Linked DNA regions of Homo sapiens: regions 1, 2, 3, 4, 5 and 6 are each linked to region 7. A link is a loop called in an ENCODE intact Hi-C map of the cell type or tissue named here. Cell type or tissue: GM12878. All regions are shown on one strand. Each heading gives the region's core, and the rest is flanking DNA. Links, peaks and the distances in the headings are about the cores only.

What was found. Peaks named below come from ENCODE experiments on the same cell type or tissue, not always from the same donor. Only the 100,000 strongest peaks of a DNase experiment are listed, where the experiment ranks them.
Region 1: a loop joins it to region 7, with 10 times the contacts of the local background. A loop is called at or near these places in 46 of 110 quality-filtered maps.
Region 2: it touches region 7 in a loop (8-fold over the local background); 14 of 110 quality-filtered maps call a loop at or near these places.
Region 3: it touches region 7 in a loop (14-fold over the local background); 27 of 110 quality-filtered maps call a loop at or near these places.
Region 4: it touches region 7 in a loop (17-fold over the local background); 32 of 110 quality-filtered maps call a loop at or near these places.
Region 5: it touches region 7 in a loop (6-fold over the local background); 8 of 110 quality-filtered maps call a loop at or near these places.
Region 6: a loop joins it to region 7, with 11 times the contacts of the local background. A loop is called at or near these places in 43 of 110 quality-filtered maps.

What each region holds. Positions count from the first base shown.
Region 1 is chr2:49,685,750-49,690,126 of GRCh38, reverse strand. No RefSeq gene overlaps it. Among named protein-coding and RNA genes, the nearest start is that of FSHR, 530 kb to the right of the region's middle. In GM12878, for the core only: no CTCF peak of the experiment used is centred there; no DNase peak of the experiment used is centred there.
Region 2 is chr2:48,597,974-48,602,350 of GRCh38, reverse strand. The region is part of intron 3 of STON1-GTF2A1L (STON1-GTF2A1L readthrough); the gene reads right to left. STON1 (stonin 1) reads right to left here. Exons shown (of 4, transcript NM_006873.4): 4 at 3,838-4,377. Among named protein-coding and RNA genes, the nearest start is that of GTF2A1L, 18 kb to the left of the region's middle. In GM12878, for the core only: CTCF peaks have their summits at 812 (motif pointing left) and 1,946 (motif pointing left); a DNase peak (open chromatin) is centred at 1,961.
Region 3 is chr2:49,614,908-49,619,284 of GRCh38, reverse strand. The region is part of intron 1 of LOC124906005; the gene reads right to left. Among named protein-coding and RNA genes, the nearest start is that of FSHR, 460 kb to the right of the region's middle. In GM12878, for the core only: a CTCF peak has its summit at 2,279 (motif pointing left); no DNase peak of the experiment used is centred there.
Region 4 is chr2:48,944,497-48,948,873 of GRCh38, reverse strand. No RefSeq gene overlaps it. Among named protein-coding and RNA genes, the nearest start is that of MIR548BA, 110 kb to the left of the region's middle. In GM12878, for the core only: a CTCF peak has its summit at 2,210 (motif pointing left); a DNase peak (open chromatin) is centred at 2,173.
Region 5 is chr2:49,255,025-49,259,401 of GRCh38, reverse strand. No RefSeq gene overlaps it. Among named protein-coding and RNA genes, the nearest start is that of FSHR, 100 kb to the right of the region's middle. In GM12878, for the core only: no CTCF peak of the experiment used is centred there; no DNase peak of the experiment used is centred there.
Region 6 is chr2:49,768,843-49,773,219 of GRCh38, reverse strand. No RefSeq gene overlaps it. Among named protein-coding and RNA genes, the nearest start is that of FSHR, 620 kb to the right of the region's middle. RefSeq lists an enhancer at 148-647. In GM12878, for the core only: a CTCF peak has its summit at 2,137; no DNase peak of the experiment used is centred there.
Region 7 is chr2:50,142,048-50,146,424 of GRCh38, reverse strand. The region is part of intron 18 of NRXN1 (neurexin 1); the gene reads left to right. Among named protein-coding and RNA genes, the nearest start is that of MIR8485, 550 kb to the left of the region's middle. In GM12878, for the core only: a CTCF peak has its summit at 1,945 (motif pointing right); a DNase peak (open chromatin) is centred at 2,004; H3K4me3 peaks cover 398 bases; H3K27ac peaks cover 256 bases.

The sequences.
Region 1 (4,377 bases), core at 87-4,086, 460 kb after region 7:
ACATATTCCATAAAAGGCAAAATCAATTAGACATCATCAAAAGTTATAAAATTTATTTAAAGATCTTGTCAAAAATAATGAAACGATAGGCTACAAAGTGGTGAAAATACCTGCAAACCTCATAGCCAACAAAGAACTATTATCTAGAATGTATCATAAACTCTTTTTTTCATAAACTCTTAAAATTCAATAGTAAAAGAACAATCTAATTAAAAAATGGGCAAACAAATGAAGAGGCATTTCACCAAAGATTCATATAGCAAATAAGCACATGAATAGATGTTCGATATTACTAGCCTTTAGGGAAATAGATATTTAAGCCACAATGAGATAGCAGTATATAAGTATATATGTAAAATAATGACATCAGCAAATTGCAGTGAGGATGCATAGAAACTGGATCACTTATACAGTGCTGGTAGGGGTGTAAAATGTACAGCTATTCTGGAAACGTGTGGTGTTTTCTTTAAAACTAAACAAGAACCTACCATATGGCACAGTAATTTCACCCCTGGGTATTTGTTCCATGGAAATAAAAACCTGGGTTCACACAAAAACCTGTATATAATTTTTATGGCAACTTGACTATAGCCAATAGCTGAAAACAACCCAGATTTCCTTCAATGAGTGAATGGTTAAACTGTGGTACATTCATACCGTTGGATACTATTTGGCAAAGAGAGGAACATACTATTGATCCACCCAACAACCTAGATGAATCTCCAGAAGATTATGCCAAGTGAGGAAAAAAAAAAAAGCAATCGCAAAAGATTACATTGTATGTGATTCAACTTATATAATATTCTTAAAATGACAAAATTATAAATATCGAGACCAGATCAGGGATGTGGGATGGGAAAGGGAAGTTAGTGTAACTATAATGGGTAAAATGAAGGAGGCTTGTGATGATGGAAATGTTTTCTGTCTTGACTGTATAAATGTCAGTATCCTGCTGGTGATATTACACTACAGTTTTGCAAGATGTTACCATGAGGGAGAAACTGAGTAAAGGGCACATCGAAACTCCTTGTATTGTTTTTTACAATTGAATGGAATTTACAATGATTTAAAAATAAAAAATAATTTTTAAAAACTCTAGCTATAGCATGGAATATGGATTATAAGATGATAAGACTGAAATAAGAGATGGTGAGCTAATGGAGTGAAGGGATGGGTGTGGTTTAGGACTGGGAGGTTGGCACACTACACTTAGCACAAGCTATTTGTAACTGCTGCTAATAATCTCTCAGATTTGTTTGTTTTCCTCACAAATTAAATTTCCTAAGGAGTAGATGTTTTGCAATGAATGTGAAAACTTTATATATCCTATTGTTTTAAAAACTCTAATCTTATTTGACATGCATGGATGAGAGCTTTGAATTATATTGTACAGAAAAGAATCAGGTTTTGATGTGAGTAAATATCCTCATTTTACCTGTTAATAAGCATTTTCTACATTATGCTTTCATTAGGCAAATGTAGTATAAATTTAGTGGGATGGAAAAGCATATGTGTGTGTGTCTTTGTATATATGTGTGTGTATATATATGTGTGTGTGTATATATACACATACACACTACATTACATAACACAACATAGACAACCACACCTTACCCACACACCCACCCCCTCCAATCTTATAAGCAAGTCTCTTTGTACTATAGGGGAAGAGCAGTTCTATCTTGCACCATCAGATTTTGGCTAACTGCCCTCAGACCCAAGCAATAGAATATCTAACGCCTAAATATTCCAGTTCATTTCATTAGTGTGCAATGAGAGACGAAATGAGCATCTGGAAATTGCAGCTCTCTCTGAAAGGCATAATTTTCTATTAATTTTAGATGAGAGCTTACTGGCTCTCGAGTAAAATACACTGCTGAATTCTTTCAACCTAAAGAAAAATAAAGGCAGACTTTAACATTTGGGGGAAGATGGTAGAGATGATTTAGATAACTACATATTCTTGGATAATTTCATACATATTCTGACCTGAAAGTGATGGAAAAGAAAACATAAAATATCACATCATTTATAATGGAGAGAGCTAAATATCACTGCATGTATTTTGTATTGTATTTTCTCCCTCTGCTGGCCAAGTGGCTACATCAACATTAAATAAAAAAGATTTTTTTTTTCTCTGCACTGTATAATGTGGCTCTAAAACTAGAAATATCTATTGAGAGAAAATGTCATAAAATTTCTTGTATATTGTTTTCACCTTTAGTGCCCTCAAGCATTCTCTACACTCTCCCCTAAAAATAGAAATAAATAAATAAACATTTTATCCTTAGCAAAGACCTATATTAGCAATGTCTACCTTGGTGTGATTTTAAGCCAATATGCTCCCTGGAAGACTCAATTCAATTTCACATTTATTGGGTCTACATGTGTCAGGTGTTCTAGGTGCTGGGCACATAAAAATGAATAAAGCAGTGTCCTTCTCCATCCCTCAGGAATACATACCCTGGCAAAGAAGGGAGGTCCATAAACAGTTAAAATTCAACATAAATGCTGAAAGAAAGAATTGTATAAAGTGCCAGCGAACTTCAGATGAAGAAAGAATTGGTAGACTGAAGAGTCAGGGAGAGCTACAGGAAAACAAAGAGACAGACAATTGAGATTTGAAGCTTCAAGTATTTTGCCCTATGTTCTACACTGGGGAGGGTCTTTGGGGATAATAAAACATAGCCAAAGGTATGCAATGGTGAAATTTTATTTTGGGGTAACGATGACCAGGCACATAACATAGATTTAGAATTTGTGGGTGAAGTGGCTGGAGCAGAGGCTGGGAAGGCAGTTTTAGAACAGAAATGTAAGAGCCTAGATAGACACTCTAAGGAGTTGAAACCCTGCCTTGCAGCAAACAAGAGACCACAATTATTTTTAAGCAAGTGCTTTACAGGATTATCTTAGTATATTTGCATTTGTGGCTTGATTTTTTTCATTGTGAAAAGAATTTACAGTTTCAGTAAGAAGGGACAGACTTTTTAAAAGAGGTTCTTTCTTAAACCACTGCTAATCATAGGAGGTAGGAAGCTGGGACTATGTGTGTATTTAAGGCTGAGATGCAGGTCTTGGCTGCTCCCTCCGTTTATTTACATTCACTCTTTGATGACCTAAGGAAATGAATTCATGTGAACTTGACAGCAGAAGTGAGGGAGATGGAAGGCATAATTTCTCATAGTAATTCTACAAATGCCTGATGTATAAATAAATATTATAAAATTGGAAGTATGTTATTTCTAATGTGCTAAAGGACAGTTTCAGATTGGTCGATGCATAAGTTGCATTTTACTTTGGACTGCAGCACCTCAATTTGCTTCAGAAGTTGCACCTTTTATTCTATGTTGTATTAAAAAATTAAATCTATAACATGCAGATGGAAATGAAGGCAAAACATTAAGTTGCTGGTAAATTAATGTTCTATTTCTGAACATGGACTCAAGGTCACTGAGGGTCCTGGGAAGTCTTTTGTTTGTTTTGTACCCCTGCAGAAGCAAGAACATGTTATATCCCAAAATGTGAAGATATTATTTTATTTTGTTCCAGATGATTATACCCCTTCCTCCTCTCTCCCTGTCCTTCCCCGACTCCCCTGACAATGGTCTGGTACTGGTCTGTAGCCTGTTAGGAAATGAGCTGCACAGCAGGAGGTGAGGAGCAGGTAAGTGAGCATTACTGCTGAGCTCCACCTCCTGTCAAATCAGTAGTGGCATTAGATTCTCATAGGAACGCAAACCATATTGTGAACTGTGCATGCAAGGGATCTAGATTGCATGCTCCTTAAGAGATTCTAATGCCTGATTATCTGAGGTGGAACAGTTTCATCCCAAAACCATCCCCCCATCCCACCTCAACCATGGAAAAGTTATATTCCAGGAAACTGAAACCAGTCCCTGGTGTCAGAAAGGTTGCTGACCACTGCTGTGCTGCTGTAAAGGGCATGATTTTGTTTTGGTTTTATGGCTGCATACTATTCCATGGTATAATGTATGTACCATACTTTCTTTATCCAATCCACTGCTGATGGGCACCTGAGTTGATTCCTTGTCTTTGCTATTGTTGATAGTGCTTTGGTAAATGTACAAGTTCAGGTGTCTTTTTGGTAGAATGATTTATTTTCCTTTGGATATATACCTAGTAATGGGATTGCTGGGTTGAATGGTAATTCAACTTTCAGTTCTTTGAGAATTCTCCAAAGTGCTTTCCACAGGGGCTGAACCAATTCACATTCCCATCCACAGTGTATAAGCATTCCCTTTTCTCGACAACCTCACCAACATGTTATTTTTTGACTTTTTAATAGCCATTTTAACTGGTGTGAAATGGTATCATGTTGTGATTTTGATTTATCTAATGATTAGTGATGCTGAAAAT
Region 2 (4,377 bases), core at 125-4,124, 1.5 Mb after region 7:
TATACTATTGGCTCCATATTTCAAATATGTTCTGAATTCAACCATTTTTCATCTCCTGTCACCACTCTCAATCACCGTCACCTCTCACCTGATGCTATCATCTGAATGTTTGTGTCCCACGCAAAATTCATATATTGAAACCTAACCCCCAAGATGATGGTAGTGAAAGGTGGGGCCTTTGGGAGGTAATTAGGTATGAAGGCTCTGTCCTTATGAACAGGATTAGTGCCCTTATAAAAGAGGGTTCAGGGAGCCCTTTTGCCCCTCCTGCCATGTGAGGACACGGCAAGAACGTGCCTACTATAAGAAACAGACAGGCACTCACCAGACACTGAATCTATTGGCACCTTGATCTTGGACCTCCCAGCCTCCAAGATTGTGAGAAATTTGTGTTGTGAGAAATTTCTGCTATCCCTCAGTCTCAGGTATAGCAGCAAGAAAGGACTAAGACACCTGAGATACTGCAATAGACTCTTAACTACTTTCTTTGCTTCTGCCTCTACCTCCTTTTTATGTCCACACGATCATCTTAACATGTAACAAAGTTCTACCCCTCCTCTACACAAAGCCTTCCAGGGGCTCCCATCTCACTCAGAGTAAAATCCATGGCCCACAAAACCCTAGGTGGTCTGCCTCCCCCACCTCCCCACAATCTCTCTGATCTCTTTCCACCTCCATCCCACCCCCTTGCTCACTCCGATATGGCCATCCAGCAGCCATCTGTCCTCTGTGATGTTCCTCTGACGGGTTAGCACCCCGAGTCCCGCACCTATGCACTAGCAGAGCCCTCTGCTGGACACACTCTTCCCTGGGGATCTGAGTGGCACTCTACCTCATTTCTTTCAGGTCTCGCTGCTAGAATGTCATCTCATCAAAGAGAACGTCCCTTACCAACCTATCTAAAATGGCACGCTTCTACCACTCTTTATTGTTTTACCCTGCTTTATTTTTCTGCATAGCAATAATCACAACTTGATATTTATTGCCTGACTTCCCCCACTATTATATGCTCTCTATAACAGCAGGAATTAACTGTTTTTGTAATTACTTGTCCCTAGTACCTAGAAAAATGCAGACATATAGTAAGCACTTAAGAAAATTAGAATGATCAGCAAGATGATTATTTGGAACGAAGGTCACATAGCATTTTGAGGTGACTCAGAGTGCCAAACTGGCAGCCAATGTCTTTAGGAAGCCTTCTGTACTTCAGAAGGCTTTGGGAATGCTGCGTGCGTACAGCTACACTCATAGACTACTCATGATATAAGACTTTTGGAAAGAGAGTGTCCTAACTGGCTTTACAAAAAACAACAACATCCACCCAGGGAGATTTCTGAGAGAAATACAGAGCCCATCTTGAAAAGAACAATATTCATTACTCCTTTCTGAGGACTGAAACAGAACCAAGGCTTGTCCCTGAGTCAAGGCAGCATGAAATATTCTCCTGAAAGCATATATCTTTGCTTGTTCTTACCTAAGAAGCTGAAAGTACAATCCTGGACTGGAGATTTTTAGAGACCACATTGACCTTGACACATGCCAAAGCAGGATGAATTAATTATAATATCTTATAAATCTTTTAAAGAAAGAAGATTTTATTAACTCTCATTAGAAAAATTTTGTTTGAAACCTGTGGAGAAGGAAGACACTGTTTTTCTTTCTCTGTAACAGTTAGAAATGTTCAGAGACAAGCATAGTATTTAAATCTTTCGGATGTGTAAAACTGTATTTGACAGCATTTTTAGACTAGGCATTAAGAATACTTTAATGTGTTTGTCTATTGCATTAATTTTAATTATACTCCACTGGACTCACAATGCTTTGAAATGCTTTATTAAATGCCCCCAAGATCTTGCACTAATCATAATACAAGCACCACCAAATTTAAATGCTTATATTTCTAGAGCTGGGTAGCATCAGCTTGCCCGAGAGCACCCTCTTCTGTTTAAAGAATGTACTGCAAATTACATTTCATGGAGTTCACAATTCTGGATTCTACAAAAGGGACTTCTCAGGAAAATGTCAACACGCACAGTCATATTATTTAAAGAAGCCACTCTTCCCTCTGAAGTTTGGAAGGCTGTGCGAGTGCAGATACATGAAGGGTAAGCAGCAAAACCCAGAGTCTAATGATGCTGTGCCTTTCTTCCCCAGGAAGTCTCACGGAAATGAACTGAAATATTTTAAAACTTGGGGCAATTAATCTAATCAGTTTTCCTTTTCCTTACAGAGGAAAATGATTACATTCCTTACAGATGATTTTAAAGGCACAATATTATCTGTAGCTTGTATCTATGGATTTTTGTAATTCAACTATTTGCTTCTTGACTAGCAACTCTGTCTTGCTTTAAAAATTAGTCAAATTCATATTTCATTGCCATTTCTAAGCAGGATAACAAAAAGTGCTTGTATCATATGACCTAGGGAAATATGTGGATAATTAGATTGAGCCCGTGAAATTCCCATCAAGAAAGGTAAATATTGGCGATTACATATGATTCAACAGAATACACATAACCCTGTGTTTTAGGGCCCTGGCTAAGGGTATAAGTTCCTTGGAATACAGTAGTTGCAGAGGATGGGGAGGGTCTAGGAGAGACAACATCAAAATCTACCCTGTGTCTACACAAAAGCGGTGGGACAGTCTAGCCAGAGTTGAGACAAAACAGGGAAGAATTGATTGATGGGATTTTGAGGACTGTTGTTACAAATATGGTCAGTTTTTGCCAGTCAATCCTTTTGCTGTTCCTGAAGAACTAGGGCCAAGCCTTGTGAGTGCTAGCAGTGGCTAAAATGGTGCTTCATGCTCTGTCTTCTATGAAGTACTGATGCCTTTTTGAAATATTAACTTTAGTAGCTCAATAAAAATTTAATTTCAACACAAGGCAGATTTCTTATAAAAAGGAGGGTGGAGAGGTTGTTAGGTTCGTCCTTTATAAGCACTGATTCCCTTCATATCTCCTACAGCCTCCCTCCACTCCCGCACAACTCTCCTCCACTCTCCCCCAACTCCCTACCACCCACACGTATATCTTACCTGATATATATTCTGTGCAATTTTGTAAAACTGGTTTTCTAAACTTTAAAAATGTGGCTTTTAGGTGCACATTAATTCTACAGGACTACTCTACAAGTTGCCAAAGGTTGAAAATTCCATGGAATTCTGTGGACAAAGTTTTTCCTGTTTTCAAGGAAAAATTGTGAAAGGCTTTGAATAGTGGTAATCTTATGCATGTATTCATTTCATATATTTCTTTTTTTTTTTTTTTTTTTTTTTTTGAGATGGAGTCTCACTCTGTTGCCCAGACTGGAGTGCAGTGGCGCAATCTCTGCTCACTGCAAGCTCCGCCTCCCGGGTTCACACCATTCTCCTGCCTCAGCCTCCCCAGTAGCTGGGACTATAGGCGCCCGCCACCACGCCCAACTAATTTTTTTTTTTTTTTTTTTTTTTTTTTTGTATTTTTAGTAGAGACGGGGTTTCACCGTGTTAGCCAGTATGGTCTTGATCTTCTGACCTCATGATCCACCCGCTTCAGCCTCCCAAAGAGCTGGGATTACAGGCGTGAGCCACCACACCCAGCCTCATATCTTTGTGAGTCATGATTATACCCTATTTTTAAAATCATCCTTTATAACATTATCAACTATACTTTGATGATGTCATTTTTCCAGGATATGCAAAGAGGTCATGGTCACTGACTCCTTAAGAGTGGAGCCTGACATATGCCTGACAGAGGGTCAATTGTTTAAGGTTATTGAAATTGATTTCATACCTTAAGAAAAAAAAATAGCCCCAGGTCTTGCAGAAGAAGATATAAATTCACAGCACAGTAAGAATAGTTTGAAATACATTTTTAATTTTTGAAAAATCAATATGTAATCTACAAAATATTTTGTTACATGATTAAGGCTCAACCTGTCTTATATTTGCATTGACAGAATACAAAACTGTATTTTAAGTAAGACATTATAATAGTCATTGTTAAGGAAGTCCTTCTAACTGACTTTATAAGAAAAGGGGCTGTATCACAAGCATAGCTCTGGAATGAAGGGAACTAACATCCTAGAACTGTCTAATATATACATCAGGTTGTAAAATTCCAGCCTTTATTTATGTGCTGGAAAGTATCTTTTTTACATATCTTTTTTTAGTGGATAAACTCTTGTGATTCCCACAGAAAAAGGAAATGTTCTTAAATTCAGATCTGCACAAATCATCTACCCATGAATTCATTTACACAGTTAATATGATCCTGTAACTGGAAAGGTGACCAGACTAGTCACAAACTGGTCAACTCCTTGGAAGTCTGCTCATTTGACTCCAAAATGGTCAAACTCACAATGGAGTGATCTAAGCAAAATGAATGCTAGAAAGGA
Region 3 (4,377 bases), core at 263-4,262, 530 kb after region 7:
TTTCCTTAAGGTTCTCAACTTGCATGTTCATTCTAGTTATGATGAGTATGCATTGTTTCCAGGCCCCTCTACAACTTGGAAGCTGTTTTGATAAATAATTCTTGTGGAGAAGAGAATTATGTTGTCAAAGAAATCAGGAAGCTGGAAAGCTGGGCCTAGAACCAGAGAGTCTGGACACACATACCTCTGTGGATCCCCTAAGTGACTGTACATTGTCCTATATTTCTAGATCAAAGGAAGTGATTTCTCCTTCCACTTTTAGGAATGACTCGGTAATTTCTACCCCTGCCCCCACCCCCAACCTCCTGTTTCCCCCAGTAAATTATAAAACCTTATCTTGTTAGAATATTCCTTAGAGGAAGTTAAGATACAAATCTAACTTTTCTAAATGGGCCAATATATGTAGGCTGGAGAAGGGAATACGTTAAACTTTTTACATTTGTTCTTCCTGCTTCTTCAAGGCACACTTCTTTTCTCTTTCCCTTAAAGTTCTAGCTGCTTCTGCTCGTTAGATGCCATTTTCATTATTAGAGCACACTTTGTTGCCATAGCAATTCTTCCCCACTCTCACATTTTATTGCACTTATAGTTGCCACAGGCAAAAGAGAAGGGATGGGGGGTGGGAGGAAGCATGATTTTATTTTCTCTCAAGTAGCCAGGTTTTCTTCTAATCTGAGAACATTTTAACTCCACCCAAAAGGGAGCAGTCTTACAACCAGAAATAGCATCAGAGGTGTATTGCATGGAAAGACAGATTGCTGCTGTCTAGGCTGTGACTAGTACAGCGCAAGGTGCTTTCCTGGATCTGGGTGGATTGATATCATTTATGTATTAATATTTCTGTAATTACATATTCTGTGTTAACTTGTAGGCTTTCACATTTATATTAACAGAAAAAAATACGAAGTAGGACTTCTATCATTGATAAAGGTCAAAGAAGAAGCAGAAATGGAAAGATTCTACCAAAGTGCCTTCCAAGGGTCACCAAGGACAGAGCCTCATGGTAACCATGAACCCCAAGGCTGTAATAATAATAATACTTCACGTGGGCATAGTACCTTGGCGCTTTTAATGTACTTTTACATGTGTTGCCTAATTTTTAATTTGTAGTTGTTAAACGGTACACCCTCTTTGAAGGATTCTCCATTGACTATAATTCATCCTGTCTTCATCTGTTTTGTCAGTTTTTTGATGAATATTTTTTTTTGTCTCCTACTGACTTAATATTGAACAGACAGCATCTTAAACTATCTAATTCTGCTACTATTTCACATGCATCAGCTTTATCCTACCAGACAGAACTTGCTATATGGGAATCCATTTCTTTTCTTTTTTTTTTTTTTTAGTTTTTAAATTTTTTTTGGAGGCGGAGTCTTATTCTGTTGCCCAGGCTGGAGTGCAGTGGTGCGATCTTGGATCACCACAACCTCTGCCTCCTGGGTTCAAGTGATTCTCCTGCCTCAGCCTCCCGAGTAGCTGGGACTACAGGCGCATGCCACCATGCCCTACTAATTGTTGTATTTTTAGTAGAGACGGGGTTTCACTGTGTTGGCCAGGCTGGTCTCGAACTCCTGACCTCATGATCCGCCCACCTCGGCCTCCCAAAGTGTTGGGATTACAGACCTGAGCCGCTGCACCTGGCCAGAAATCCATTTCTTAGATAACTTTCGTGACACATGTGGGAATCACCTTAATGAGAGGCATTCTGTAAATTTTGCAGGCTGATTGAGATTCATATTTTCAGCCATTATTGTGACTATACATTATATACTTAGAAATTCAAAATTACCTATTACAAGCCAATGACTGGTTACATGTAAATTAAAAAGTACAATTAAGTTTTTCTCTCTCAGCATGATATTAAACATAATCAAATTTTATAAATACTTCTTAAATATTTTTGCAGGAGGAAAAATCTGCTACTTTCAACTGTAATTTTGAAATGTTCAAATATGTATAGACAAGCTGCTGTATTTTATATAAATGAATGTATTCATAGAACAAACTTTAAATTTCAGAAAACAACACAGATTGCAGGAGTTTAAATTTCTGTTCATATTCCAATAGAAATGAGTAATGTGACCATTTTGGGAATAGTGGCAAATTATTGAGGAGGAGTGCGTTTCTACACTTGCCTAAGATTGCTATTTTGTGGAGAAGCATTTGTGGTCTGGTGACTCAAGACTGGGAGAAGTAGGTAGCTACCAATTCTCCATTCTAAATTCGGCTTTCTTTGCTCCATCTGTCCTGGACTCATGTTGAGATCTTGTCTAGGTAACACTACCCTCTACTGGTGGAAGCAGAATTCCTCCTCAGTTCTTTAATCCAACAGCAATGTGTTGTAGAATTTAGACTATTAGAGACTTTGGGGATTATTTTACAGGTGAGGAAACTGAGGCCCACAAAGCACAACAGTCAGGGATATGACTTGATAATTTATGTCAGAAATCAGTAAAAGAACTCTGCTTTTCTTACTCTTAGTTGGCTATTTTTTTCCCCAAAAAATTACGGAGTAGAACTGAAGTTCCAAAAACAACATAAACTCTAAATGTAATACCTGAAGCTATAGGAACGTTTGTTAAGAACTAAACATTTATTTCTGCAAGAATTATTTGTGCTATTTAAATCTAGGTCAGGTGAATTACTCAAGATTTATCATAGACCTTTGCATTATCTTTAAAACTAGTCAAATACACTGCTTTTTCTTCTTTTTGAAATGTTTTGCCATTTGTTGCTTTAGCAAGACCGTGCCTTCAAATGGAATTTTGTCCTATGAGTCTTTGGGAATTTAGTAGATGAGCACATTTTAAGGACAGGGTTTTTCCAGAGGACCTTAGTTGGTATCCTTTCTTCTTGCACATTTTCATGATGTCATTATGTGTTTAGCTCTATCAACATAGGGTTGGCCATATGAATAGATAGAGAAGGCAGCCATTTACATGAGAAAAGGGAAATTTGAGCAATAAAAATACCACATGACCTAAATTACAGTAACTTTGTACATCTTCTTAATTCAATATCTATCAATCTCCCCTCTCTAGCACACAGTTAAGGAATCTAGATGTAGGAAATAAAGATAACAAAAATTTGTAGCCCTAGTGCCCTCAATTAATGCCTATATTCTCTTATTTTACATAAATCCTGTAAAATTGGTTCAAAATATATGAAAACAGCAAATTATGGAGTAGGAATACATGTTAGTGGTAGAAGATCTGTTTCAGGAATGTGCACACATTCCAGTATAACACAATAGTTGATTGCCTGACAGAAAAGAGGAGACAAAAGGAATAGGTGCAACTGAAAGTATTGTAGTCCATGCTTCTTTGGAAGGGATCAAAATTCATACATATTTTAGGAAAGTCTAATAGTTTGTTTTATAGTAATGACCTAAAATAGTTGAAAAATGGTTAGTGTCCCATTTAACTGAACTTACAGTGAAAGACAGCTCCATATTTTTTCTCTTATTTGTATTTCTATTCAAAAATAACTAAAATTAATAGGAACTTTACTAATTTATCCTCAGCTATTCAGAAAATTCAACTATGCAGAAGAAGCTATAAACTTAAGAGAAGTTGTTAGTTCTTTGGGATAGTCATAGTCAAGTGGACAATTGCTTTATACAAGCCATTCAACAAAAATATATTGAGTGCCTAGTCTACTATGTGCCAGGCAATGTTCTAGTCCCTAGAGAAGCTGTAGGTATCAAAATAGATTCACATCCTGGTTCTTCTTGATTTTAAATTTTAGTAGAGGAAGGCAAACGATAAACAATATAAATACATCAATATATACAGAATGTGAGATGGTAAAAAATTCGTGGAGAGAATATAAAATAGGAAATAGGGATATCAAGTGCCAGTGAGGGTAAAAAGAAGTCGAAACTGTAAACAGGTTAATGAGGAGAGGTCTCCCCTAGAAGTGGTATGAGGAGCAAGACCCTAAAGGAAGTGAGGAGGCAAGCCATGCAGGTGTCTGAAGAAAGACTTTATCATAACTTACACCTTTACATTGTCATTAAATGCAATCTTTCAGTAATCTCAATTTTAGTCACTCTACATTTGACCACTATTGCTTGTATTTGCAGTTCTCTCTTTGTGCTTCTTGACTCCAATAGTCCTTGAACCTGATGTTGATTATACATTGATCCCACATTCTTTTCACTGACTTCCAAGCCTTTTTAGGTCCTCACCTCCCTTTAAATTCCATAATGAATCATTATCACCACTCCCTAACATTAACACTCCATTGTCTCTTCTTGACTTTTATATTTAGTAAAACCTTAACTCCAGAGAAATCCGTATCATCTTGTACTTTGTGCCTATAGCCTATCTCTTTAAATTAAGAACCACTAACCTCGACTGGGCCCATGATGTTGCC
Region 4 (4,377 bases), core at 253-4,252, 1.2 Mb after region 7:
CTTCCTAAGAGTTCTCACATTTTCATGTTAGCTAATAAAAATGGTTGAGATCTGCCAGCGTTTTCCCTGCTGCTGTTCTCCATTGTTGGGTTCAGAAAAGAAAACCAACAATTTGCAAAGACTTGAGCCATGTGGGACTCCAAAAATAGTAAGGCTACATAACAAAAACTTTGTCATTAATACCCTATCTCTTACAATTTATTTTAAAAAGTTTATCTTGGCTAAGTACAGAGCTAAGTATGTTCTAGCTGAACTCAGCCTACACAGCTTTCCTGACCATCGTCAAACCAAAGAGAGAGTTTCAGAATCAATTGAGTTTGATCAAAGTTCACCAGGAGTACTTTAGAGAGAATATTTGACTACTTTTAGCCATTTCTCAGGGCAGGCACAGTGGTTCATGCCTATAATCCCAGCACTTTGGGAGGCCGAGGAGAGAGGATTGCTTGAGGCCAGGAATTCAAGACCAGCCTGGGCAACATAGGAAGACCCTGTCTTTTTTAAAAAAATGTTTAATTAGCTGGTTGTTGTGGTACATGTCTGTATTCCCAGCTACTTGGGAGACTGAGGCAGGAGGAGTATCACCTGAGCTCAGGAGTTCAAGGTTACAGTGGGCTATGATCATGCCACTGTAGTCTATTTCTAGCCCGAGTAACAAAGTGAGACCCTATCTCAAAACAAACAAAACAACGAAAATTTCTCAAAGGCAGAAACTCATGAGAGGAGTGAATAGACAGTCACAAAACCATATCCTCTATAGGGTACAGTTCCTGCCATAATTTAATTCATTTTTTTCTCTCAGCATATGCTTTCAAACTCCCGTCTCTCTTTAGCTGTTCCTTTCCTTCCAGGAAAGATCAAATCTTCATCTATTTTGATTCTATTCTATTCTAATAAGAAGATATAGAATGGTTAGGATAAAGTCTTTCATGGCTTCTCCTATCAGAAAGGATACAATCCAGTTCCTTCAAGTAATTCTGGGTAATCACTAATTACTCTGAAACCGAGCAAGACGCTTTCTGTGGCTCCATTATGGAATTTCTGGATTAGAGAGGACAGAATCAAATTCCTTTTCTCTGCCAAAGGCTATTTATCATTTGAAAAGCATCCTGTGAAAAACTGAGAAAAACAGTTATAACTTGAGCCTCCAAGAAATTTACCCCACTAAGGACATTATTTTCTCCTAGTAAAATAGTATCAATTTATAAGCCAAATAATTTATTTCTGCATAACTGGCTAAGATGTCCCTCATACAAGGCCCTTTGATTAAGCATGAAATAAAACCCACTGCCATTATTTATTATATTGACTCTCAGATTGAAAATAAGGCCTTAACATTGAATAAAGATGTATCATAAGCCCTCCTTATGTCCCTCAACTGTAAAATTGGAACACAAGACCATCATCATGGCTTTTTATGAGGCTTCAGTGACAACTAAGGGGGTTCAACTAATCAATAATAATAATGGAATTCCCAACAATGAACATCTTCTACTTCACCTTTCTGTGGCTCTAGACACACATGCAGACACACACACACCCCACAATGCCTTTATAGAACATTTTCCCTTTCAGTTTTTTCCTCTATTCCTTTCTCTACTCTCAGTCTGTAGCAAAGACTCTCACTCCCGGTTCTCCCAGTGAGAGAAAGATCTTTTACTAAGACTCCATCCACGTGACCAAGGAAGAAAGTTAAAATTAGAAAAAAAGTAGACCAAGACCAACCAAGATTCCTCAGTGCCTTCTTTCTTCTCCTACTGTAGACACACTACACCTCCACCTCTTTTTCCCCACCACTAAAAGAACAGGAAAAGGTCTTGGGGAAAACTGGCACAGCCGCTGACAAGGTAGATATCATCATCTCCCATTTTACAGGTGAAGTAGCTGAAGCCCTTGGAAGGAAAATGACTTCCCAAATATGCTACAAGCAGCAACAGGTGAACTAGAATGCAGATTTTGTGCTTCCTAAGACAGTATTCTCCCCATTTCCCCCACTGTAGGTTTCTAACCAGGTACTCAAGTGTTCTCAGTTCATCATAGTCTGTATAGTCAGAAGGACACTAACATTCCCTAATTTTTATTACTTCAAGTATCAACCATTTCACAACACCAAAAAAGCTTCTCTATGTCAATGTAATAGGTTTCAACCACCTGCAGTCGACTGTATGCCACCCTTTGTTAGTGGGCAGCTTGCCAGGCTAATACAAGATCACCATCTAGTGGTGAAATCAAGTAACTACAGGCTACACAGTAAATCAGATTCTTCTCTGCACCCCCCACATCTAACCCCAAGCCTATGGGCTAAGCCACTGCTTATGTTATTTTCAGCAAACTTCCAGAAATAATTTACAAATAAAATTGATAATTTTCCATTACATAAAACATGACATAATTTTAAAATTCTTTTGAGATTTAGGCATCTACCAGGTCAATATAAATATACTTAGACTCACATACACATAATTTTCTACCTGCCCAGCTGATTGCTCTTAGCAGCCTGCAGCTTGACATCCAGTGAGGCTCCAAGTGAAAACTAGAGATGAACCACATTGCAGATGGTTGTAGATAATCACAACTTCAGGTAAGTGCTGGACTCTACTTTCATTAAAGTTGTTCCAGAGGCAGTATCAGAAAGTACTCTCCAAACAAAAATAGCTGCTTCTAAAAAGAATGTGAATGTTGATTTCACTCCCAAACAAGTATTTCTTGAACATCTATTATAAGCTACAAAAAATAATATGAAGTATCTTAGATAAGCATTGAACGGTCCTTTAGCAATCTAGATTCTGCCCACTACTCATTATTTTATGGAACCTGCTACCATCATAGTAAACAAATATACATATTTTAAACACAAAACTCTATAATCATTTTTTAACACAATCACCATGAGCTTCTCTGCCGCCCTTAACACCGTTGACAAAGTACTCATCCTAAAAGCCTCTCCCATTTTTAATTCTTAGACCTGCACACCTCTGATAATGCTTCTAGTTTTTAGTCTCCCCATGCCTCCCAACAATGTATGTATCCTCCAAGGATATAACCTGGGGCTCCCTGTCTTTTTTTGTCTTTATTTTCACAATCTATCACATTTATGATTTTGACTATAGTATCCGTATATCCATTCCTGACGTCTACTCTAAGCTCTAGTTTAACTTTTTTTTTTTTTTTTGAGACGGAATCTCGCTCTGTCACCAGGCTGGAGTACAATGGCGGGATCTAGGCTCACTGCAACCTCCACCTCTCGGGTTCAAGCGATTCTCCTGCCTCAGTCTCCCAAGTAGCTGAGACTACAGGTGCACCACTACGCCCAGCTAATTTTTGTATTTTTAGTAGAGACAAGGTTTCACCATGTTGGCCAGGATGGTCTCTATCTCTTGAACTCATGATCTGCCCGCCTCGGCCTCCCAAAATGCTGGGATTACAGGCGTGAGCCACCGCGCCGGACCTAGTTTCACTTTTTTAATTGTCTTGTGGCTATCTCCCACCGGAACTTCAAACTCAACGTACCCAAATCAGAGATCACAGCTTTGCTCCCAACTTCATTTCTCTTTGCTCATCATTTCAATCCATCAGGCTCCACACTTCGCTGTTACTTTAACTCCTTCCTTTCCCAGTGCCCTCTATCTAATCAGTTCCCAGGGCAGTCAGCACTACATCTGCACTGATTGCTCATCATCCCAGTTTTCCATTTCTCTCCAGGGTCACTACTGTGATTCATGTTCTTATTCTCTCCTACTCTGACCACATCTGTCAGCACATATTTGTTCTAAGCATATTTTTGAAGAAATGACCATATACCAGACACTGACTAGGTATTGGGAATATAGCAGGAACCAAACAAGACAACAGCCTTCCTCTGATGGGCCTTATGTGTTATTGTAGGGAAAGAAAAAACAAAGGAGGAGCAAAGAAAGGCATACAGGAAAACTTCAACATTCTCTCCCTCAACTCTTTTATTCAACAGAACAAGATGCTCTATTACCATCTCATGCCGTATTCTGCACTAAAGTGAACTGTAATGAAACCCAGAAAATTTGAGAGACATTTTACATAGCTAATGGTAAAAAAGAGGAAAAGCAAATGCCTATATTGTTTCCCTAAACCTCAACTCTTGCTTAACTTTATAAAGTCATTTTTATATGTTAAGAAACAACTCCTAAACATTTGAGGGAAGACGGAGTTAATTAGCCAAAAAAAAAAAAAAAAGTGTACTTATGCCTTGCTGTAGCTAAGACTGTGAAACAACAAGCTTTTGTTACTAGGAGGAGAATTAGTTGTGTGTGCCTGTTTCGATCATTTCGTTGGAAACCTAAAAATCTAAATTATGGGTATTATACTTGAAAGGATTAGCTCATCAAATTGATGCTTATTGAGCCT
Region 5 (4,377 bases), core at 167-4,166, 890 kb after region 7:
TATGTGTATCTTCAACCTTAATGAATATGTTTTCCAAACTTCTTTCCAAAGCTATTTTTCCACATTGCAAACATAGCACAATGAACACCTGTCTCTTCACCTAGACTCACCAATTAAAAACATTTTGCCATATTTGCAGTGTCTCTCACGGTAACAATGCATTTTCTTATAATTATTACTATATATTTTTACTTATTGTCCTGTCATCATTTTGATGAACCATTTTAGATTCAGTTGCAGACATCATAATCCTTCAACTGTAAATATATGAGCATACATATCAAGAGAGCAAAGACATTTTCCAACATGTCACGTTCTCTTACTTATCAAAATCAGGACATTTAACATAAATAAAATATAATTAACTAATACAGTGCTGCCCAAACTTTAATGTACATACAAACCATTTGGGGATCTTGTAAAAATATGAAAATGATCCACTGGATCTGGAATGGTGCCTGTGATTATGCTCATAATTTAAGAAGCTCACAGGTGAGGCATATCCCCAGATGGTACTATGAGTAGCAAGTATCTCATGTACATACTCAAATATTTGCAATGGTATTAATAGTATCCCTTATAGCATTTTTTTCTGATCCAGAATTAGTCCCAGTTCAAACGGTACATTTAGTTGTCATATTCACCTTTATTGTTGAAAGATATGTCACAGGGCTAAAATTTAAGTTTCCAGTTATTTTCTTCCACCATTTTAAAGATATTACTTCATTGCCTTGTTCTAATTTTCAAAAGCTGCAATGCTTTTGAGAGATCAGCTTTCAGTCAAAATACTGCTCTTTTGAAGGAAATCTTTTGCCCCCCTTCTGGATATTTTTAAGATGATGTCTTCTATGGATTTCTGTAATTTCACTGTGATTTGTCTAGGTATTTTTAAAATTTATTTTGCTATAGTTTTGTTGAATTTTTTTCAATCTATGGATTGAGGTCTTTCATCAGTTTTGGAGAATTTTTAGACATTAGCACTTTAAATATATGTGGTTGTACTATCCTCTCTTCCATTTGTCTCAAACATGTATTAGACCCTACTGCATCATCTTTCTCTTACCCACTCTCCTGAATTTTCCATTTTTTTGTCTCTTTGTACTTCTTTATAGACATTTTATTCAGTCTATATCACATTCCACTAATTTTCTCTTTATGTTTAATACACTCTTAAGCAAAATTATAAACTCAGTGAATTTGTTTATTACATTTCCATTTTAAGAATTTATATTGGATTATTTTCAAATATGCTGTATCACTTTTCAGAGTTTTGAGTTTCCAAGTTGCTTTGTGTTTTATTGTCAGTGACATGGCTAGGCTGAACTACCAGTTCCAACATTTGGAATCTAAATAATCTTTTAATATATATATATTAAATATATATTAAATAATATATATATATATATATGTACTGGGATTAAAATTTGAAGGCCAAACAATAGGTATCAAATACAAAAGTGAGGTGACAAAGGAGCCGATTTTTCAAAGAAGATTCTACAAAGCCAGTTTGACAACTGGTCCACAAGGAAGACAAAAACATGTTGCACAAAATGCAACAGAGCAATGGATTTTTGAGGAGAAAGGCTTAATTTCACAACTAGAGAAGCGATCTATAAGACTAGTCAGAAATTGAGAAACATTCTCTGCAGCTAGAAAATACAGAGGAAGGATGCTTAGTCTGAAAGACTCCAAAGATGAGAGGCCAGCTAAAGCATCTCATGGGAGAAGAGTGAAATGCTTGAGGGAGTAACTACTATTCCCCCAATGATGGTCAAAGATGCATGAATCCTGGGGGCCAGATACGGAACTATGGTAAAAATTTGAGCCTGTGATCATGTTTTAAATGATTCTGGGTCAAAAGATTTGCTTCTGGGGCAATGGCATTTCAACAGAGGTTCTAGAGTGGACTGCTGAAAAAAACAAACAAAAAAACAGAAAAAAAAAAAAAGCAGAAACCGAGGGCATTTCAAGAAGCAAGTTAAAGAAGAGGGTCGAGCCAAGGAGCATCTAGAGAACCCACAAATGCCATTAGAGAGTTGGCTTTATGCATCTTTTAGGCTTAGGAAAGCAAAGCTATCTTCTTATACCAGTCAAGTAAGAACTTCTAGTTCCACTACTTCTCTTCTTTCATCCACTACCCTGGAAAAGTCAGTAACAACATCTAGGAAGTAGGAGAAAAGGCGAGCAAGTAAGAAAGGTGAATCTGAGGCTGGGCACGGTGGCTCACGCCTGTAAATCCCACAACTTTGGGAGGCCAAGGCGGGTGGATCACCTGAGGTCAGGAGTTCGAGACCAGCCTGGCTAACATGGTGAAACCCTGTTTCTACTAAAAATACAAAAAAAAAAAAAATTAGCTGGACGTGTTGGCACACTCCTGTAATTCCAGCTACTCAGGAGGCTGAGGGGGGAGAACCACTTGAATCCAGGAGGCGGAGGTTGCAGTGAGTGGAGATCACGCCATTGCACTGTAGCTTGTGCAACAAGAGTGAAACTATCTCAAGAAAAAGAAAAGAAAAAGGTGAATCTGATTGCACTCTGCTCCTTGAAGGCAGGAAGCTTAGCTGCAGGTGAAAGGGGAGAAGCATTTCCATTAAAGTCTTCCTTAAGATACTGGGATAGACATCCTGGTTTCTGTATTGAGTTTATATTTGTGACTTAAGGAAAGCATAGGACTTTCTATTACCTATAAGTACCCAGAAAATTCACAGGGGATTGCTAAGATGTTTATTGAAAGGAGGAGAAAGAAATTTTCAGCAAATTAATTTTAAAGGGTCAATGAGGAGTAAAAAACACAGCTGAGTTTTGCATGATATTCTACTTTTCTGAGTCAGAAAAAAAAAAATCACAGCAGAGTTTTAGTAAGGTGGTTCCAGAAAGAGAATGGAGAAGAAGCTGGAATGAGGAAAGCCAGGAGAGACCCTATTAAAAGAAGTCCACGTGAGATAGTGAAAAAATGGTAATATTTCAAGGTATGGGGTACCTGGAGGGAAGACGTGTTTATATCACTCCCATAACAACTGTGGGGATGTGAAAAGAGAAAAAATAATTAGTCAAAAGTCCTTTATGTTTATTTCACCTCTGTAGTTTACTCTCAGTGTTGCTTTCAATTAATTGTTAACCTTGTTAACTGTTAACTCACTTTCCTCATCTCTAAAATGGGAAAAATAATATTTGATAAATTAATGTGATAAAATATGTAATGATGTATGAACTCACCATAAGTTAAATGAATGATAATTAGGTTACCTAAAAGAATGAATGAATGAATGAATGAAATACCCAGCTCCAGAGTAAAAGCAATAAGCTCTGCATATCTAAAATACCATCCAAATGCTTCTTCAGAGCTGAACTTCCCAGGTAAACATTTCAGTGTGTGTGTGTATGTGTGTGTGTGTGTGTGTGTGTGTTTTCTCCTGATAATCAAAGTCATGTTTAAATATTCAGTAGATGGCTTTAGTGCCTTAAGTACTTGTCTGGAGATTACACCTAGACTGGCACAAACCTGTTGGGGTAAGTGATCCTACTTGCTATTCAGTTTAGTGTTTACCAGCAAGTGTTCAGTCAGAGCCCTGTGCTAAAGGCTGCTGGCAAATCTTCCCATGATGGCTGAGTTGAAATGAATACCGAGGCAGTGTCAGCTTCTGGCTTTCATTAGATTCTCTCTGACCGAGGCGAATATTAAAACAAGGCCACCTGACAGAGTCATCTTGGATTCCTGTAGGAAGGGACTGAAGGTGCTGGAAGCAAAATGAGGGATGGGTGGGAAAGCATAATAAGTTCTGCAATTTACAAGTGTTAATATGAAAAATCAGAATGTGAACCTCACTGGAAAGAATCTATAGGCTATTTATCTACTCAAAGTGACCTTGTAATCTATCAGTCATTAAAATGATAGCAAAGAACATGAATGCCACCCTGTGGCTACCAGTAGAAATTATATTTAATATAACAATTTTACACAATTAGAGGATAATGGGAATGTGATTAAAAGAAATCATACAGATGCCAGGAGAAAGAGGGACAGCCAGATAAACAGTTATCACTGTTAATATATGACTCAGGGAGGCATTACCTAAAATACTAAGGAAAAAAACTCACTAAAGTCTCCTCCAAAAAAAGTAAGCAAAAAGAAAAACAATCCAATTATAGACACATAAAGCTTTAGACAGAGGCACAGATGGATTTCTGGTAATAACACCAGATTTAAGAACAGAGAAGGAAAGGTATGTTTTATGGTATTCTTCTCCGTAAGCAAACTGGGATTATGTGAGACCCACACATATGCACAAAGATGTTTATTCCTATATGTCCAAGTACACAAATGTGCATATTCCAATTTATATGCACATTAATATGCCCATTTAATCTTTGCGTGGG
Region 6 (4,377 bases), core at 303-4,302, 370 kb after region 7:
TGTTCAGGGCGAATGTGGGGAGGTTGCACGGAAGAAGCGCAGGTGGTTAAAGAACACTGAAAGCAGAGGAAAACTAAGCAAAGGTATGATGTTTTAATCACTTTCACATTCAGAGAAAGGTCGATAGTTTTTTTTTGTAGCAAGGCATACCACATTGGTCTTAGGTCACGTTGTTATAATGAAACACCATATGCTGAGAACATGAGCAACAAAAATTTATTTTATGGAGGCTAGGAAGTCAAAGATCCATGTGCCAGGTGATTCCCCTTTTAGTGAGGGTCTTCCTGGCTTGCAGGTGGCACCTTTTGCAATGTCCTTGCATGCTGGAGCTAGCAATCTCTCTTTTCTTCCTTTTGTAAAGCCATTAATCCCAATGATGGTTGCAGCGGCCCATTTGGAGCAGCCTGCAGGGATGCCAGCTTCAGCAGGGGAGGTCCTGCTGGGGCAGCAGGCTCCCTGGAGTTTGCAGGGTTCAGCACAGGTGGGAGTCATGCCCCCTAGGGAGTTGGTGGGGCAGGAGGCCTGTACTTGTGGGCACAGCTGCAGCTGCCCAACTGAGGCTCCAGACCCAGGCATTCCTGCGTGCTGTCTGGGTGGGAAGCACCCCCTTCCTCCCTCAGGCTCGGAAGTGCTTGCTCCTGCTCCCAGGCCTCCCAACACCCTGTGTCCTCTCTGGTGCAGAGCAAACTTGCAGCTGACCCTGGATGCTGTCGAAACACGGCTGGGTGTGCATGCACTCAGGATGGCACTGACACGCCAGTCCCCTGGTCCCTCTGGAGTTGGTCCTCTCTGGACTTTGGCCAGACTTTGGGAGGCGGGTTGTTATGTTGGTGGGGAGGCACTGAGGGAGGCTTGGCATGGGCCTGCAGGCAACCCTCTATGGTGGGAGGCAGACAGGACGGGAAGGTACGGTCCCTGTCGAAACTCCACTTTGGTCAGAAATGGCCTGAAGCCTGGGGACCTGGGTGCCAGTTCTGGTTGACCTTCTCATTCAGCGAGGACTTCCTTGATGACCATTCAGACTGTTGGATGATGCTTTTTCCAGGCCTGCCCATGGCTGCCCCTGAACCAATCAGCATGCACTTCTTCCCTTCTGAGCCCATAAAATCCCTGGACTCAGGCCTGTGTGGTGGCTCATGCCTGTAATCTCAGTACTTTGGGAGGCCAAGGTGGGCAGATCACCTGAGGTCTGGAGTTTGAGATTAGCCTGGCCAAATGGCCAAAACCTGTCTCTACTAAAAATACAAAAATTAGCCAGGTTCAGTGCTGGGTGCCTGTGATCCCAGCTACTTGGGAGACTGAGGCAGGGAGAATTGCTTGAACCCGGGAGGCAGAAGTTGCAGTGAGCCAAGAATGCACCACTGTGCTCCAGCTTGGGTGACAGAGCGAGACTCCATCTCAAAACAAACAAACAAAAACCCCTGGACTCAGCCAGACTTACACAGATGTCAGGGCTACCAGCTATGGAAAGGAGCCACCCACATAGGGTTTCCTCAACTCATCGGGATGACCTGCCAGCAGAAAGGAGCTACCCACCACAGGTCTCCTCTCTGCTGAGTGCTGGATTCTCATTGGGACAATGTACCTGTGGAAAGGAGCTACCCACTTTAGGTCTCCTGAGAGCTGTTCTGTTGGTCAACAAAGCTCCTCTCCACCTTGCTACCCTCCAGTTGTCCATGTACGTCATTCTTCCTGGATGTGGGACAAGAACCCAAACCCACCGAATGGCGATACTGAAAGAGCTGTAACACAAATAGTGCTGAAACATGTCCCCTGCTTGCCACCTTGTGAGCTATAAGAAGGAGAGAGCTGTTGCTCTTTGGGGAGTCCAGACTTAGGTGCTCCCTGAGCCAGGGCTGTTATGCCCTCTTTGGGGCTCTGTGTTTCCTGGTGTTTCCAGGCTTCTGGGCACCATCGTGTTCCCTAGTGCCTGCAGCTGAAGCTGCTTGCAGCATCCCTGGTCCAGCCACAGCCTTGTATGGAGTTGTTGCCTGGAGCTGCCCACCCTGCTGCAGCTGGCGTACCTGGCTGTGCACAGTGGCCAGACCCTGCACTTGCTCACACACCCCTCACTGCTCTGTGCCTGACTCACCCTTGGCAGGCGTGGGATTTGAGCCAGTAGTGTGAGCTGAGCGCAGCCTGCTGGGCTAAGTGGGTAGAACAAGTCCAGCATGCTGACCATAACTCAGGCAAAGGCACACTGGCCACAGAGGTTTCCAGCTGGAAATGTGACACCTCAAGGATCCTGTGACACCATCATGAGGGCCTCACCCTCTTGGCCTCATCTAACCCTCATTACCTCTCAAAGCCCCCATGTCCAAATACCATTACATTGGGGCTTAGGGCTTCAACATATGAATTTTGGGGAACACAATTCAGTCTATAGCAATTTATAAAGAAAGTGGCTAGAGGTCAAGGGGAAACATGATAGGGGATGGGATGGGTTGTGAAGGCTTTTTTAATGAAAAGAGTTAGGGCTTTCCTTTATAGACAAAAGGTAGTCACTGAACACCTATTCTATTATATATTAGCTGGGTGCCCTTGAGCGGTTTCTGTATACCTCATCTTCCTATTATAAGTATTGATTAATTAATACTACCATCTGGGTGTGATAACAGTCAATAGTATAATGCAGTAATTTTGCAATATGAGAGGTAGAAAATTCTGTTAAACCTTATTATTGGGGGAATCAAACTAGTTTGAAAAAAGATGCATCAACTAAGAGCTAAGAGAGGAGGAGTTAGAAATGGGGAGAAAAAGGCTGCATCTCAATACCGGCTATACGCTGACCTTAGTTTCAGGCACTGTGGAGGAAGATGGGGCTGGATGAAATCGGGATTGAATAAGGGAAAAGACTGTCCTAGAAAGCTAGACCCTTTATAGAGGTGCAGAGCTTCCCACAGTTGCTAGTCCCTAGATCTTCTACGTTGCTTTTTGATTCCCTTAATCCTACCTATTAACATTTGTCTCACCTCTGGATGGTACTTTCATGAAAAATACAGCCTATTATAATTTGTCAATTAAAAATAATATCAATATAATTTTATTCAATTCCCCCAGATAATACTTCTTGAATAAAGGAAAAAAGAACCTGTGGGAAATCTTATAGTAGAAGCCTAGATTTCAATTCTCTCATAAACGGGAAGTGCTGGGGGTATTACAAACTCCTGACGAAGCTAAACACCTTTTCTTGCCTAAATGGGTCCTGAGCTTAGGCAGTTTAGAGAATTGACTAGGCCTGTTAGACTATAGTATCTTTTTTACCTGCTAATATCAGGCATTGGGCAAAGGGAGGGAGGTGTACTTTAGGGCAAAGATGATAGAAAAAGGAATGTATTCAGAGTGTCTCAAAAATCCCAGCTGAGGGTGCCATGCATTTCTTGCTAGGATCTTGCTGCAATTTAACATAGGATTCTTTTAAAATCATATTTCATTATTAATCACTTATGCTTAAAGATACATATATTTTCAATCAAAAATCCCAAATCTTTAATGTAGTACAACCCTGCACTGTGAATTAAAGATGGTATTTAGGCCGGGTGCAGTGGCTCATGCCTGTTATCCCAGCACTTTGGGAGGCCAAGGTGGGTGGATCATGAGGTCAAGACATCGAGACCATCCTGGCCAATAGGGTGAAACCATGCCTCTACTAAAACTACAAAAAAAGTTAGCTGGGCATGGTGGGGCGTGCCTGTAGTTCCAGCCACTTGGGAGGCTGAGGCAGGATAATCACTTGAACGCAGGAGGCAGAGGCTGCAGTGAGCCGAGATTGCACCCCTGCATCACTGCACACTCCAGCCTGGCGACAGAGCGAGACTCCATCTCCTCCCCCAACCCCCACCACCCAAAAAAAAAAGATGGTGTTTAGCACTCTGACCAATCTTGGTTCAATTTAGCTTCACTGTTGCTGTTTCTATCTCTTCATATTTTTATTTCTTTTTTTATGGAAAAAATGTGGTTTTGTTTCAACCACAATTACAAGTATCCAGAAGGGCCAAAAAAAAAAAAAAAAGATGGGGAAAAGGGAAAGTGGAACTTATTACATTTTATTAATTCTATATCTTAGAATTAGTGCTCATGATAATATTCATGACCTCACTAGCAACTCATTGCAGCCCCAAAATCTCATCTTTAAAGTCATATTGAACCATCTAACAGTAATTCATAGGTTCATCTTGGGAGGCAGACTCTTTGTTTAGGCAGTAGTATATAAGTCCCTGCTACGTTGAAATTGCATGGTAGGTAGTTTACTTCAAATGCCTCAGCTAACGTGCACTTTCTCCCCAAGTTATTCTACCTTTCAGGGCCCAGTTCAAGTTCTATCTCTTACTTGAAGATTTCCCAAATGCTTCTGTCTATACCAATTTTTCTCCTCTT
Region 7 (4,377 bases), core at 165-4,164:
TGGTTCCAAGTCTTTGCTATTGTGAATAGTGCTGCAGTAAACATCCATGTGCATGTGTCTTTATAGAAGGATGATTTGTAATCCTTTGGGTATATACCCAGTAATGGGATTGCTGGGTCAAATGGTATTTCTAGTTCTAGATCCTTGAGGAATCACCACACTCTCTTCCACAATGGTTGAACGAATTTAGACTCCCACCAATTTAGGAGTTTTGAAAATCTACTTGGAAATGCATAGTAACTACTGCAGTTCATACTTTTGAATGAATCATGGTAATTATAACTGCCAGTTTAACCCGCCTTCTCTCCTCTCATACACACTTAAAGAGCTAGGTTTTCAGTTACCTAATTCTTACTGATTGTCAATTTAGCCGATAGTGTCTCCATGACACTCATATTATTCTTCCAATTTCCCAAAAACTGTTTACCAATTTGGGGAAACTAATGAATTTTTTTTTTCTGGCTATTTGTCATCCCTAGACTACTGACATAATTCAGTTATCAACACCTAAAGTAGTACCATATCACCTATCCATAGCACTTAGGTAACTTATGAAGAAGTAAAAATCAATTGAGCTGTCAAATGCATGCAAAAAAAATCATCTGCCCTCAAACCTTAGAAGTCTTCAGTCCTTCTTATATTGGGCATTAAATATTACCCATCTATAATTCCAAAATAATTTATTATCCATCTTCTGACTCCAAGATGTATTAAAGGAAAAGGTAGACCAAAAAGATGAATGGGAGTTGTCACACTCAAGCCATTTGGTTGCAATGGTGACACAGCTAAGAGCCTACGCAGCTAAAAAATAAGGAATCTCTTCCTTCTTCTCCCCTAAAAAAGCAGATTCAAAGATTATAGCTTTCCTAGACTGGGTCTTGTTCTGGAGGGGGAGATAGCGTGAAGATATTTCTGGATCAATTGACAGGAAATGGGGAAATAGATTGTAGATGAGATCAAATAATCTACTTTTTAGATTAGATTATTTGGTTGGTAACATTATGATTATGTAAGACGATATTATTATTAGGAAATACACAATATTTAAGAGGTAAAGCGCCATGATGTATGTAATTCACCATCAAATGGTTCAGGAAAAAAAACAATTTCTGTGTGTGTGTGTGTATTTGTGTGGACAGAGAGAGAAAAAAATTAAATAAATTGAGAAAAATCCTAGTGTTAAATTTTAGTAATAGGTGAACTTGGGTAAAGGGATGTTTTGTGCTTTTTTTGCACCTTTTCTATATGTTTGTAATTATTTTCAAATGCAGTTTTTAAAAATCATAGATCTAAAGGTTTTTTAAACAGTAAATACTAAAAATATGCTTTTATACTATTTTCTTCTCTATATTTGTTAACATGGCATTAAATCATCACAGAAATAGCCAGCATCTCATATTTTAAATAGCTACATTTATATTAGTTATTTCAGGAATGATATAGTTTATCATTTAGTTTATGAATTTTAATGAATTATTTGTGAATAACTAAAATATAATTTTAAGTTTCAAATATTATAGGATAAAAATGTCAACCCCTAGACACCTTGGTTATAGGTAAATATTCTATCATGTTGTATACAGTGTTACATAAACTTTTCAAGAGCATATAGAACCAAAAATAGGTAATCAACTCGTCCAATATGATTTTTAATAATTTCTAGTAACAGAAATTATCGACTGGCACAACCTGATATTTCTCCTTTAATTTTCTTTCTTACAGCCCTGTTTTTATTGGCCCTGTTTAATGATTGATTTACATATGCATATACATACATACATATATACATATATAATTATTCCATACACTAAATCAAAGGTTATCATTTGATGAAATTGGCTTCTTCTTTATCCGTGTAGTTCAAATATGCCCAGTTTCCCCCTCTATTATAAATGAGTGATTTTTTAGGAGATTGAGTTGGGGATGACCTTATAATCCCTGTAGGTGGCAGTATCTGCCAGAATTTTTGTGTGACACTGTTTCTCCCCCCTAGCTTTCTGGTTTCACTTTTAGACTGTTGTCTTAGACAGTCAGGAAAACTCAGGGGCTGTGAGTATCAACCTGGATGAAATAAAGGTGCAAAAATTCAGACAGAGTGGTGGTAGCGTGGGCAAGGCTCAGGTAGGGCTTGAAACTAAGGGAAAAAACAACAATGAAAAATATGAAGGAAGCTTACCAGTTGAATCAGTGTGGCCTCATTGCTACTGTCCGAATTAGAAAGAGCAGAAACTGAAAGGTATTTTTTGGATCCCAAAACTGTCTCCTGGGCTGAGCCTCTTCATTAGTCTTCAGAAACCATGTGGCTATAATTTGAAAGATAATTCTGCTATGATTGCATTGGAGTGGGGATGATAGTGAATAATTTATTTCTTACTGAAGAAACCAAGATTATTTCAGTAGCTTTCACAGGCCAGTGTTTTACTTTGGAAAACCATCCTAAGGATGAAAATGGAAGAGGAGAAAAATATAGCCATAGTTTTGGAGAATGTTAAAATTTTTTTTTAGTATTCTATACGGGTAACGTTAGAATTAGCATACATTCTGTGGAGTTGGAAATGCCTTTGAAGCTTAATCAGTAAATCCATTAAAAAATCACTGAGCAATTACGCTGGGCAAACATTGTGCACCCTAAAGTATGGGGAGTAGATCAACCTAATGAGTGTAGATGGCCAGCATCTAGAAGAAGTGGGAGGCATGATTGAAACAGTAGGGTAAAGCCAGACTATGGATATTGAATACTCCACTTATGAATTTGGATGGATCATGTAGAGTCAATTAAAGTATTTTCAAAAGGGAGTGATATTATGAATGGGAGCTTTTTAAAGGAAGATTAATCTGGCTGTAGAACATTTGCACATTTGCTGCTCTCTCTGTCCTTAGGTAATAAATGGATATCTAAAAGTTACATATCGTTTCCCTTGTTTAATATCTAGGTTGATTTTAATTATACTTAAATCAGCGCATAATAAATTAGTGTCTTCCAGCCAAGAGTGTCTCTAAATTCCCTCGATAGCATGATCCATTGCCTGAGTGTTCTTACATAACTATAAAGTTCTTTCATATTATTTATCCTAAATTGTTCCCTCTGTACTTAAGCACATTAGTTTTCGAGCTGTACCCATTAATGAGATTAATTGGTCAATGTTTCTTTTCTGCATGTCCCTTTGCATATTTGTATATGTATCTCCTTTTCATGGTGCATTACATTTTTCTTCTTTATTTCCTCATTCTCTTTTATTTTTCTTTCTTCATTCCTTCCTTCCCTCCTTACTACCTTTCTCTTCCTCTCCTTTCCTTCTTTCCTTCTTTCTATTTTCCATTCCTGTGTTCATATTTCTTGGTTTAGTTCTCAACCTAACATTGCATGGTATAAAATGTTAACCAAACAGGCTCATAAAGAAGGAAATAAAACATATATTTTGTCATATTATTTTTTCTTAGTTTTTCATGGAATTCTGTTACGGGGATAGGGTGATAGTTCAGACTGGCAAACAGTCTGCTTGACATTTCTGGTGACTTCTTACTGTATTCTTTGTAGGTTCTATGCCTGGGTTTCGCTTTATTCTCACCTTCTTGCTTTTGCTCAGTCTGTTGTATCTGATCTCCCTTAATGCCACACCTCTTAAGTCCAACCTATCTTGATTTTTAATTATTTCCAGTTTTTAATATTTCTAAATTTTTAAATGCTTATATAACTAAAATTTATATATTAACTGGTCTGATAAATTTTTTAGCATTAAGGAATTTTAAAGTATTTCTTACTAAAGTTATATGAAATCATTTTTTAAACTTAATTAGCTTTCATGGTTTGATTTTTTTAATTGATATACATTTTTATACATATTTACTGGGTACATGTGATATTTTGTTATATGTATAGAATGTGTAACGATCAAGTCAGGGGGATTTATGATATTCATCACCTTGAGCTTTTATCATTTTTATGTGTTGGGAATGTTTCAAATCCTCTCTTCTAGCTATTTTGAAATATAAAATGCAATTTTATTAACTATAGTCACCCTACTGTGCTATCAAACATTAGAACATATTTCTTCCATCTAACTGTATGTTTATACCCCCTGTCCTACCTCTCTTCACCCCCTTTCTACACATGAACACCCTTCTCAGCCTCTGGTATCTATCATTATACTCTCCACCTCCATAAGATCAACTTTTTTAGCTCCCACATATGTGTGAGAACATGTGATATTTGTCTATCTGTGCCTAGCTTATTTCACCTAACATAATGCCCTTCAGTTTCATTCATGTTGCTGCAAAAGACAGGTTTTGATTCTTTTTTATGACCCAAGAGTATTCCACTGTGTACATATACCACCACTTCTTTATCCATTTACCTGTTGACGGATACTTTGATTG